Linked DNA regions of Homo sapiens: region 1 is linked to region 2. A link is a contact called in ENCODE Hi-C or POLR2A ChIA-PET data. All regions are on one chromosome and are shown on one strand. Each heading gives the region's core, a stretch centred on a gene start or an enhancer-like site at or near the end of the contact. The rest is flanking DNA. Distances are from core to core; before and after follow the strand shown.

Region 1 (5,770 bases), core at 1,997-4,496, 280 kb after region 2:
AAAAATTGTTGATTATTTGCTTGGGATTAATCCACTCCATATTCTGCCTGAGAGTTTAAAATGTAGGCTGGCAAATAACTTATTCAACAAACTTTTTGTGAATGTCCTTGTACTAGACACTGTGATAGGTACTTTTAGGGTCTCTTAACCCAGGAGCAAAAGGAAAAGCCTCAGTCTGACATGTCCTAGGTGCTTTATTTTCACAATTGCAATGAATCATCACAGGTCTATGAGAAAGGCTCCATCCCATTTTCTAAAGAAAAGGCAAGATAATTAAGATTTTTTTTATCCTTTCACTCCTTCTTTGATTTATTCATGTTTTCAAATCAAACATCCTTTGGGCACTTGTTAGATATTAACACCTAAAGCAGGTGTCATTGAAATAATACAAATTACCAAGGGGTAAGATTAATTTTGACTGTAAAGTTTGGGAAGAGTTCTGTAAGGGAGCTAATCAGCTGGGCCAGGATATGTACAAAAATAATTAGGGACAGGTACAGGGATGTCCAGCAAGCATGGGGTTCAACCGGACAGTCACGGAGGTAGAAGAATGTCTGTTGCATCTTCAAGGACTGGGGAGCTATTTGCTCGAAGGATGGGTAGGTAAATTGGGGTGGCACAGGTCCAGTAAAGGAGAGGGGTAGGTAGGCACTGAATTGTGAAGAATTTTAAATCCCAAAGTAAGGAGTTACTTTTGTTGATTATATTAACTCTACATAGTGTGTGGTACTGAGAAACCTGTTAAGGGGCAGGTGAAAGAAAAGAAAAAAGAAGTAGAATCTTAGATACAAAGAAAAGCCCATATGGTACTGACATAGGTTCAAGCTCCAGACCTCTTACTGACACTGTAGCTATTTTTTTCTTTCTACATAAGCAGACAAGCTCCTTCTTGCCTTAGTTTATCATCCTTACAACCAACCTTTACCCTTTCTCCTTCCCTTCACAGGACACTAGTAATTAGGCAAAAAATGTAGATTCTGAGGAAATTCAAAGAGTTTTGGTGGGGGAGGGAGAGGAAATGTGATGCAACTCCATGAGCCTTAGTCATGCTGCTGATGTGAGGTCACTATTTACCACTTCAATCCAGCCGCATCAATCCAGCCGGTTCTTCTGTCTGACTAGCATCCATTTACCCCTCTATCCCAGTAGTTCTGAAAAGCCATCTATGTGTTCCTTTGTGTAATGTAAAGGGCAGCCTGACTTCATATTTATGATCTTGTTCAATAGGATGCCATCTTATTCTCTGTTGGGCATGGCTGAACTTTTGACATCAACTTTCCCTTAACAACAACCCCCACTTCCAACACACACACACACACACACACACACACACACACACACACACGGCCAATATGTTCTAACTAGAAATCATCTAAATTCACAGAGCCTCTTCCCTTCACTTCATTATCCTCATGGCCTCATCCTAAACAACTCGGTTTTTTTTCTCGATTCCATTCTTTATCTCAGTTCAAATGCCTCATCTCTCCCAAAGAAGCTAAGGAAGAAATGTTTTGTTTCACCTCGAAAGCCATTTATATCAGGCTCAGGGCTCTCTCCATGTCCTACAGCATCATTCTTTCGACCATGAGCCTTGCATACTCCTGCCTGGCCATATAAGTGGCATTCTTAAAGGTTCATTTGGTTCCTCAAACGTATTCCACATTAAATAATATCCACATGTTGGCTTGTTGAGAGAAGAAGGTAAACAGTTGGGGGCATCAACAAAAAATCAGGTGAGGGGAGAAAGGAGAGATAGTGAGTGTGGCCCCTTAGGCATGCTGAGTTCAGTTACAACAGTCACACTTGGACTGTATTCAAAGTTGCCCACTCATCCACCACAGCTACTCAAAGACATTTAACTCGCTAGCCATTATCCAACCGCATTTACCAGACGCTCAGTCTTGAGGGAGGAGGGTAACGCAGTAGGGGATGCGGAGTATTGGTGTCATCCTACAGGTTAAGGACAAACATGCCCACTACAAGGACAGGGATACATCACCAACTTCAATTCAGCCCAGGGTTCATGTAGTAAGGGGTGGGTGATTCACTCCTGTGGGGGAGGCAGGGCGGGGGCGGTTGGGGGAGGCGGTTAGGAAAAAGGAAAATCGTGGAAAGTCCCAGAGGAAGTGGTAGTCAGTTCCCGATGCATGGCCATAATGTACATTGGCCATAAGGTACACTCAGCGCCTCTGTGTCGCTGCTCCCCCTCAACCTTTTACTCACCCACTCCTCCCAACACGCGCCTCACCCGTGCCTCCATGCACAATCCTGAGCCTCGGCATCCCCGCGAGGTGCAGGTTCCAGCTTTGCCCACCACCCCACCACCTACCTACATGGACACGTGTGGTTGGAATGCCTCCCGGGGCTAGACGGCCACCCCTCTTGGGCTGCGAGCTGCTGCCCATCTCTCCACCCACCCGTCCTTATTGTGTCATTTGCCCGGTCTGATGGCAGCCCCAAAGCCGCTCATTTGAGTGGGCTAGAATGGAGAAGAGAGGAAAAGGGAGGCACACATTTCATTCACTAGGACCCAAGATGACCTGCCGCCTCTCTCCTGCCCTTCTCGGAGCCCCCCACCCTCCCTTAGCCCCAGTGGGGCTGGAGGCACGAACAGACAAGGCAAGGGGAGCGCAGTCCGTCAAGGTCCACAGCTGCACACAAAGCCCTTCACCTTCTCCTTGCCTTCCAAGCTCCTCCCTGGGCTTGGTTTCTCCGAGGGTCTCTGATGCCCCCTTCGGTGGTCGGCGGGACGGTCCTATTCCCTCTTGCATCGCTGTCTCCTCCCTCAAGTCTCAGCCTCCTCCTCCCCGCCCCTCGCCACATACCCCTGAGGGAGCTCAGTCCTGGCTTTGGGGGCGCGAGAGCACCCCATAAGCCCGGGGCCCTGCGCCCCAGGGGAGCGGACAACGGTCCACTTTACGAGGCACAACTTCGCCCAGCCGTTCCGCCACCGCACTCGAACACACACCCCATCCCCGCAGCGGTCGGGTCTGGTCCCGATCAGCCCCATCCCCGGGAGGCGGTTGAGCCCAGCCACAGCCACGCTCCTACCTGCGAGGCGGCTGGCGCGGCGAGGAGCTAGGGCACCGAGCGCCCCGGCCCGAGCCCCGCACCGCAGCGCGTCTGCCCTTGTGCGGCGGCGGCGGCTGCAGCGGCCGCTGGGTGGCCCGCTGGCTGGCTGGTTGGCTGGCTGGCTGGCTGGCTGGCTGGCTGGCTCGCTGGCTGGCTGCCCGGCTGACTCCTCACTGGGGCTTCCTGTAGGGCTGGACAAAGGACATTTCCTGGGAGGAGCGGGAGAATGTTCCCAGCATGCCTCGATTTGTAGTTCCCGGGGACTTCCTGCCACCGCAGCAGCGGGCGCCCTGGAGGTAGCTCGGGCCAGGCTAGGACTCCGGGACAGGAGGAAAGGCGCTCGCTGCTTCTCTAAGCGCTGTGGGGAAGGGAGCGGCCGGCGGGTCTTGCCCCACGCCCCGCCCCGCGGCGCTCAAGGAGCCCGCTGTCCCGGAGCACGCGAGATCCCAGCGCTGCACTCCGAGCTCGCGGCACCGGTTGCGGGCAGCCGGTGGGACGCTGCCGCTGAGCTGTCCCATGGTTCGGGAGGGCTCTGCGGTGGGAGAGGCCTTTTCTTTAAAAACTGGGAAGTTTGTGGTGGGTTCGCTTTTTAAAAATTAATCTAAAAACACAAAATCTATCTTTTAAAATAGATTTTCTTTTTGTCTTTTACGCCGTTGACATCCTGCTGGGGGCCGATTAAAGAACTTGATTGCTCACCAGGAATTCAGGTTCCTTAAGATCTTGGCGCTTCATCTTTAAAACCATACAGAGCTGATTGTTTCCAGATCCCGACCCGGTGACATTCCTCCCTCATTGTTGACCTTGTCCCAAACATCTTTTCAAGAAAAGCAATTAAATTGAGATTGAAAATAAATTACGTAAATTAAATATTAGACGTGAAAACCTGTGTGCTGCTGAATTAGGAAAGTGCTGGACTTTCTGCGTATCTTTCCTTCATTAACCTTTAGGATTCAGCTTCTTGGTCCCATAAAACAGATGTGCTGGCCACTGTATATTGAGTGTGTGTATTTCGGGAGTGGAAGGGTGAGGAGAAGAGGACATTGGCTACAAGAGAGGAACTCTACTTCCAGCCTAGCAAGAGTCTATGATGCCCTGCACATGTTTTTGTCTATTTCTGGGACCACAGACTCAGGACCCTTAGAAAATCAAGGAAGGACCACATAGAGACTAAATGACTAAAAGCTATATTCTCTCCTGGAGCATGAGCAGAAAGTAATAAACTGAACTAGGAAAGGACAAGTTCTAGGATGCTCTAGAATGTGTTTGAAAAGTAATCAGATAGAAAAGTCTCTGGGAGGCCGGGCGCGGTGGCTCACGCCTGTAATCCCAGCACTTTGGGAGGCCGAGGCGGGCGTACTACGAGGTCAGGAGATGGAGACCATCCTGGCTAATACGGTGAAACCCCGTCTCTACTAAAAAAAAAAACACCAAAAATTAGCCGGGCGTGGTGGCGGGCACCTGTAGTCCCAGCTACTCGGGAGGCTGAGGCAGGAGACTGGAATGAACCTGGGAGGCAGACCTTGCAGTGAGCTGAGATCATGTCAGTGCACTCCAGCCTGGGCAACAAAGTGAGACTCCGTCTCAAAAAAAAAAAAGAAAGAAAGAAAGAAAAGTCTCTGGGCTTGGTGGCTCATGCCTGTAATCACAGCACTTTGGGAGGCCGAAGTGGGAGGGTCACTTGAGCCCAGGAGTTCAAGACCAGCCTGGGCAACACAGTGAGACCCTGTTTCTACGAAAAGTAAAATAAAATAAATAGCGGGTGTGGTGGCGCGTACCTGTAGTCCCAGCTACTCGGTCGTTTAAGTGGAAGGGTCGTTTGAGACTGGGAGTTTGAGGCTGCAGTGAACCGTGATTGCACTCCAGCCTGGGTGACAGATTGAGACTCTGTTTCAAAAAATAAGGTCATAATTACGTGTCACTTCCACTTGTCATTTCACATTTTAAATCCATATGATTAAAACATTTGGGTGAAGGGTTTAGCTTACATTTAAGTAAAGTTTATGCTAGAGTTCTCTTTCTCTAGAGATCCTTAACCTCACGGATAAGATGGCCTGGATTAAAATGTAGAATTGATGAGAAGCATGCAGATAGGACTGTTCACCTCCCAAAAGTTCCTGTTGTATGCCCACCCTAAAGGTCCTGCTGTATGCCCACTCTGTTGACTGTCCACCTAAATTAATTGTGCTGTGATCCTTGCATTTTCTGGACCCTACAAATTACTGCTCCTTCATATTCTCAACCTGGTAACATTCCAGTGAAACTAATCTCCCCATCTCCACCCCAAAGAATTGATTATTGTTTTGCAAATCAAGTAGCCTCTAATAGTGTTCAGTCTGAAAAACATGATATACTTGCTTGTAGCATTTAACATATAACATTGCCCATTGAAACTATTTTTTGCCTTGCTTTTAATACAACACACTCTCCTCCTTCTCCTACACTTCTAACTTGAGCTCAGAATAATTGAACTTTCACTCATTATTTCACGCCATTCCAAACCTGTCCCATCCTTTTGTTTCCAATCTCAGTTATTTTGTTACTTCAACAAAGTTTTGTTTAACATTTATTCATGCTAGTCTCCATGTCTGGAGTAGACATGTAACATTCAACAGTAAGATATTTTACTGAGTAACTACCAGCTATGTCTTACCCCCAAGAAGCCCACACTCCAGTTGAAAAGACAGATGTCACAAAA
Region 2 (6,238 bases), core at 3,357-5,856:
TGATTCAATTACCTCCCCATGGGTCCCTCCCACAATAGGTTAATATTAGGTTGGTGCAAAAGTAACAGTGGTTTTGCCATTAAAAGTAATTAATGCAACCTTGGGTTGTTGGGAATTCTGGGAGATACAATTCAAGTTGAGATTTGGGTGAGGACACAGCTAAACCATATTAGGCTCTAAATGGGAGTCAGTGGTGCCCATATGAGGAAGGGACTGAGGGTCTCACTAGACTTTTATAATATAATAAAGCTACCCCCAGTGAAGCTGATTGTACCAACATAAGCTGGTGTGCTCACTTGGAGTTCAGCTGCTGGATATGTCAACGTCCTTGAGAGTTCAAAAATGTAAACATCAGTCCAAGAACCAAAGATGCCCTGACCTTTGCATTAAGTTGGCCATACCCTTCCAGAGGAGACCATGGTAGAAAGCAGAGAGAGCAGGGTGAGACTGGGCAGAGATGGGAATGAGTAATGCTGACTGCATCCTGCCCCTCCTTCTTTGAGAATTCAAGTTTTAAAATCTGTTCTCTAATTCCACAATAAACAATCATCATGCACCTACTATGTACCAGGCTCTGGGCCGGGCAGTGGGATTCAAGAATGAATACAACATGGCTCCTGGCCTCAAGGAACTCAAAGTCCTGAAAAAGCCACACTGTAATGACAAGCCGCAATACCGTGTGACAAGTTTCTCCCTCTCTCTCTCTCTCTCTCTCTCTCTCTCTCACACACACACACACACACACACACACACACACAGCCAGCTCTGCCCAGTGGCACTGAGGAAGGTTTCATGGATGGAGAAACACATCAACTGAGTCCTAAGGATGAGGAATGATTAGTATGTTCCAGAATGAAGGAACAGCAAGTACAAAGCAGAAGCTTTTTAAAAAATGTGTTTTGATGTAGGCAGAGGCAAAAGTCCCCCAGTGGGCTGTTAGAACTTTCTTGAAGACTCAGAGAGTCTTGAAGAGTTCCTTACCAGCTTAACTACTGGCTTCCCACTCCCTGCTGAATAAACTCTTGGTTCAGCAGGCCTGAGGCCTTGGCTATATACCCATACCCCAGTTCATGTAACAGCAGGACCTGTGGGCTCAGTTTCAGACCCAAGGACTAGGGCTAGTAGAAGAAAATATAGTTCAATTTATGTGAAAGGGCCAGCTGAAATATCTGTCATTCTGGCAGTGTTCCCTGGTCACCCTAGCCAGAAGCCATCTTGCCCTCCTCTGGTCTCCTATTGGCAACTCTTTGCAGTATTAATTAAAAGCACAATAGTTAAATGTGGACTCTGGGGCCAGAATGCCTGGCTTTGAATTCCGGAATGCCTGGCCTCCACCTCCATATCTGTAAAACAGAGATAAAAATGATCCCCACCTAATGAGTGAAGAACTGCTAAACCCTTAATACACTGCTTGGCACATAGTAAATGCTCTGTAAGTGTTATTAATTACTATTATTGAAAATAATGCAACCATTTCTTGAGCATTTATTGGTACTAAGGGCAATGCTAGGCCGTTTACATGCCTTATCATTGCTCGGCACAGGGTGCTGAGTGTCTGAGCACAGAGGATGTTACAATATTAGGTGACTTTAGGGAGCACATTGTTGCTTTCTGAGTAGAAGAAACTTTCTCTCCTGCTGAAGCCACCTAACTCACAGTAAGTTGTGTTTGATCCTGGATCAACATAAATGCCTTGAAGAATACACACTGTCTCCAAGATGCCAGGGACTCTCACATCAACAGGCTGTTGACAGTGGATCCCACAGCATTTCACACATAGGCACCCATGTCCTCAACCCCGGATACCCAGCAGATTCTGAAATCCTGATTGTTTTTCCTGTGCCCAGCAACTGACTTTCTCCATGATCTTGGGAAGGTGTACAATCCCAGCTCTAGCTACCTAACTCATCTTCACATCCAGAAACCCCGCTTCCTCCAGTCAGATCTGATCTATGTAGCAAGCTCAGCAGCTAGAGGGACACACTTCCTTCCTACTTTAGACCCTATAAAGCGAACACAAACAATGCAGCCCTATGACAGAAGTCATTGGCCTTGGACTAAGGTCTTCAGCAGGCTCTCTTTCAGGTTTTCTTCCCATCTCTTCCAGTAACTGACTCTGCAGAGCTGCCCCCATCCACCGGGTAGCCATTACAAAGAGGTTCACAGCCTATAAGGGGCTTGGTGGCTGCAGAAATACGCAAACTGTCTTTAGTTTGACTTAGCCATCTATGACTGGTTTGGCTTCAGTTTGCAATGACCCAAGTTTGCATTAATTACTTTCAATAGCAAAACCACGGTTACTTTTGCACCAACCTAATATTAACCTGACCACAGCACCAAAGTGTTCATCTTTAACCCTGATGGGCTTGAGCACAGACTGCAAAGTCCTGGGCTCATCCTGACTTCCAGAATTACCTCAGGAAAAATAGATGGCTGGATTAGGACAGGACCACAGTGATCAGGAGGACTTAGCATGTTTTTAATCCCCTCCATTAAGAAGAATTTTGGCATTCTATTCTACTGTGAAACTACATTTGCTTTCTAAGAGACTAGGTCATGACAGCTCAAGAATGACCCGACATTTCTCTTCATCCAAAATAAGCAGGCATATTGCTCAATGGGTACCCTATGACCACCTGAATAAAACCAATATCTTTTCATAACCTCATCCTGAAACATTCTCCAAGCCTGCTGGTGGGTCCAAAGCTGGTCTGTCTTATCCATGGACCCATTCTCTGGAATTCAAGAGGTGCTGCAAAAATGCTGCCTCAAATAGCTCTGCCTGTGGCCCTATATCCCCTATTTGAGATTAGTTCACTTAGGTGCAAACATTAGAGGCTGATATTAGAGTGTGTTACCTTGTAGAGATGATGTTCTTTAACTCAGTGCAATCATCAGATTTAAAAGGTCTCCAAGAAGGTCATTATTTCAAACTTGAGAATCTCTCATGAGAAGCTCTACTGTTCTTTCTATCTACTGCCAGCATCTTTTAAGTATTAACTCACTTACTTCTCATTACAGTGTGGGAGGTATTATGAGGAAACTGAGGCACAGAGAATTTAAGTAACATGTGGATGTTAGTGAGTGAGTGGCTGCAGTTTGGAGCTTGAGCACCATGTTCCAGTGTGTGCTCATCACCAGGCTTCCTTCTGGAAGGGAGAGACAGAGTCGGAGTCTGGAAAACAGCAAGGGAGGGTCTGGATCAGGGGACTGTGAGCAGGCCAGGTGTTGTGAGAGCTGACCGAGGACATGGCCTAGAGGCTGATTATGGAGATTGTGAAAATTGCTATGGAAAAGAAATTTCCAGAACCCAGATTTTGGCTACTTTTGAAAGCATTTTTGAGGTAATACTGTCCTCTAGTGGCTAGATAGCAGGTAGGGATTACCCTCCAAATAAATAGCCAATGAGCCTTGAGTGGAGATGGTATGACAAGTCAGTGGTAAATTCATCATTTTGCTCTCTAACTACAGGTTCTAAAGGAAAGGCAAACCCCACTGCTATGGTCATCGGTACAGCTCAGGATTTCGGCCTCCTCTGCTCCGTGTGTTGGCTACAGGCTAGGTTCAAATCCCAATTCTGCTCTTTACTGCTGAAAGGCTTTGGGCATGTTCGTTAATCTCATTTTCTCTTCTGAAAAAGAGACAATCTTGAAAAGATTGACCTTCCGTGAAGATCAAATGAAGTAATGCGTGTAGTGTGTCTGGCACGTCGTAAGCGCATCACACACGTGAGCTGTGGCAATACTAAGGAGCAGTGGCAAGAGCTGGGGGAGGAGTGGAGACGAACAGACCTGGACAAATTAGTGACCTTTCTGGGACCCCTACAGAACTCTTCTGGAGAAATTAATTCTATTTTTCCATGTACTTTTAAGTTTGCTTTTCCTAGCATTTCTTCTACATTCCTGAATAATTTTCCACTCAAAAATTTCACTGGTTCTCCCTGACTCCCATATTAATCTAGACATAATTACTTCCCCAGAACAGTTCTGTGGGCAGGGAGGGCTCTACACTATGCACCCTCCAAAATCCCCAAAGCTCGGACCGTCCTGGCCTGGGTCCCCACTGCTGTCCTGCCCATGGGCTCCCAGGCTGTGCTTGCTCTTCTCCCACCCCAACCCCATCACCACAAAAAGCCCCTCCTCCAACCCGGGGACTTTTGTAATTTCCTACCTGAAATCATCCACTCCCTACCTCTAACAATCTGTGATGAGCAGAGGACAACATCAAGTTTGAATTTAGAGGTAGGGAATGGGTGATTTCAGGTAGGAAATTACAACTTCACTTTGAAGTTTAATTTTGTAATAAACTTCACTTAATTTTGAAGTAAATTTGCAAAGTCAGCAAAATTCTTTCAAAGTCAACCTTGCTCTGGCCTAGTTGCTTATTTACTGCTAAGCTGGATGTTTTCATTAAAAGATTAACTTTGAGACTTCAGCCTCTTCTTTAGCCTGAACTGTGGGTAGTGATGTGGTGTGTTTCCTAACACCTCCGGCAGTGAGCCAGGCTTTGAGTGGCTGCGTCTAAACACTTCTTTCCCTGAGGACTGGAAGACATTAGAATAAGGTTTGTCATTGAGTGTGTTCTGTGTGCTTGGAACTGAGAAGGGTGATGAAGTGCCAGATAGGATGGGAATGGAAGATATCGTGGAAGCCAACTATGAGTTTGCAAGGCAAGGACCTTGGCAAAGATGGTCCTAGGGAGACAGGTGTTAGGGAACTCAGAGGGCATGGGCAAAGGAAGATTTGGTTTCAAAAAGGATACAGACAGAGAAGGTTAAGTCTAGGAAGTTGAGTCTTAGAATTGTATGGTGGAATATTCGTGGGTGTCCATAGGAGGAAAAATGGGTTAAAATGTTTTCACTTGACAGCGTTCTGAAAACCTAAAAGGTATTGCTATTGCCTTCAGGGATATATTTAGTATTCTGACCACTGCTTCCCGGCCACAAGCAAAAGAAAACAGTGACATGGCTATGCTCCTAAAAAAGTAAAGAAGTTAATGTGTCTCAAACAATGTAGTTCCTTTGAGCAATAAGCTTATTTGGAACAAATGGGTTACAAAGTCCCACTAATGAAGAGCCTCTGATTGTGTTAAGTTGAATCTACAGATCAACCTGCGGAGAACTGCCAAGAACGCTAATGAAGACAGGGAGGTACTGGTATAAAGATAGATAACAGATCAATGGAACAGAATAAAGCGTCCATTAGCAGGAAGCAAAATCCGCAAACTTTTATTCTTAACTACTACTATATTCTGCATTTTACAAGATCCTTCAATTCTCACAAGATCCCTATGAGATAGACAGTAATAACCTAATTTAAAGATAGATGAGAATTGGAGCTTGTCTAGAATAGATTGAGTGGAACATCACTTGTGGTATATCATTTGAGAGGTAATGGGAATATTGCCAAATTCCCAGGTAACTCTCCCCTCAAAGGGACTCCTGTTGTACTCTAAATCGTATCAGCTATCAAATGATGAGCTATGAAAGTCTGTCTTCTTCGACTGTAAGCTTCTTGAGAGCAGAAACTGATGTGATAAAGGTCCCCCCCCATATCTCTAGTGTTTAGCATAATACTTTGATATATTATGTTAAATCAGGCTATGTTATAGTAAAGAATAAACCTTAACAACTTAGTGAGATAACACATAAATATTTATTTCTTCCTTACACAATATCAGCTGATCTCCAGGGCTACCCTTTTCCAAATGGCGTTTTGGGAATCCAAGTGGCCTTTCTCTTACAGCTTTGCCTTCTTGAGGATGGAGGATCGCTGTAGAGGAGGAAACAAAGCTGGAGGGTCACATACCAGCTCTTCAATCCTTGGCCTAGAATTCACACCTGCTATTCCCACTCCCAGGCCATTGGCCAGAAGAACTAGTCACAGAGCCATGCCTGTATTTAAGCAACAGCGAAATGTTAAGCATGTGGGGAGCAGTATATGCCTCCGCCACCCTGGCTGAGAGTGTGTGTCAATAAACCTTCTTGGATAAACTAATGAGTAAATCTGACAGAGGGTTTAAATTATACTATGACAGAAATACTCAAATCCTGAAGCAGCTTTCCACTTCCAGAGCCTCAGATGAAATCACACATGTCATCAACAGGAGGAATAATGAACATGGAGCTGCCTTTATTAACAATCTAGTCTATACAAGGCACTGTTCTAGAAATTTCAAAGGGGCCATACTGCTTAGTCCTCATGGCAGCCCTATGGGATGGATGTTAATATTCTCCTTT

The links. A loop is a pair of places that touch in the nucleus more often than their neighbours do. ChIA-PET counts read pairs that join two places held with the same protein, here RNA polymerase II (POLR2A). Pooled maps may share reads with other maps.
Region 1: a map of chondrocyte shows a loop between it and region 2 (3-fold over the local background). The contact joins the promoter of ZNF697 here to the promoter of HAO2-IT1 in region 2. A Hi-C loop is called at or near these places in 1 of 168 maps with a recorded cell type or tissue (chondrocyte) and 1 of 50 pooled maps. POLR2A ChIA-PET finds 5 or more read pairs at or near these places in 2 of 52 experiments (MCF 10A and WTC11).

Annotation. Positions count from the first base shown.
Region 1 is chr1:119,645,020-119,650,789 of GRCh38, forward strand. It overlaps ZNF697 (zinc finger protein 697), which reads right to left and starts at 3,247. Exons shown (of 3, transcript NM_001080470.2): 1 at 2,672-3,247. It overlaps LOC124904389 (a long non-coding RNA gene), which reads left to right and starts at 3,297. Exons shown (of 2, transcript XR_007066506.1): 1 at 3,297-3,368; 2 at 3,705-3,957. RefSeq lists silencers at 2,664-2,827, 3,125-3,184 and enhancers at 3,243-4,083, 3,255-3,324.
Region 2 is chr1:119,364,340-119,370,577 of GRCh38, forward strand. HAO2-IT1 (HAO2 intronic transcript 1) reads left to right here and starts at 4,607. Exons shown (of 2, transcript NR_046780.1): 1 at 4,607-4,669; 2 at 5,745-5,992. It overlaps HAO2 (hydroxyacid oxidase 2), which reads left to right and starts at 4,446. Exons shown (of 8, transcript NM_016527.4): 1 at 4,446-4,563.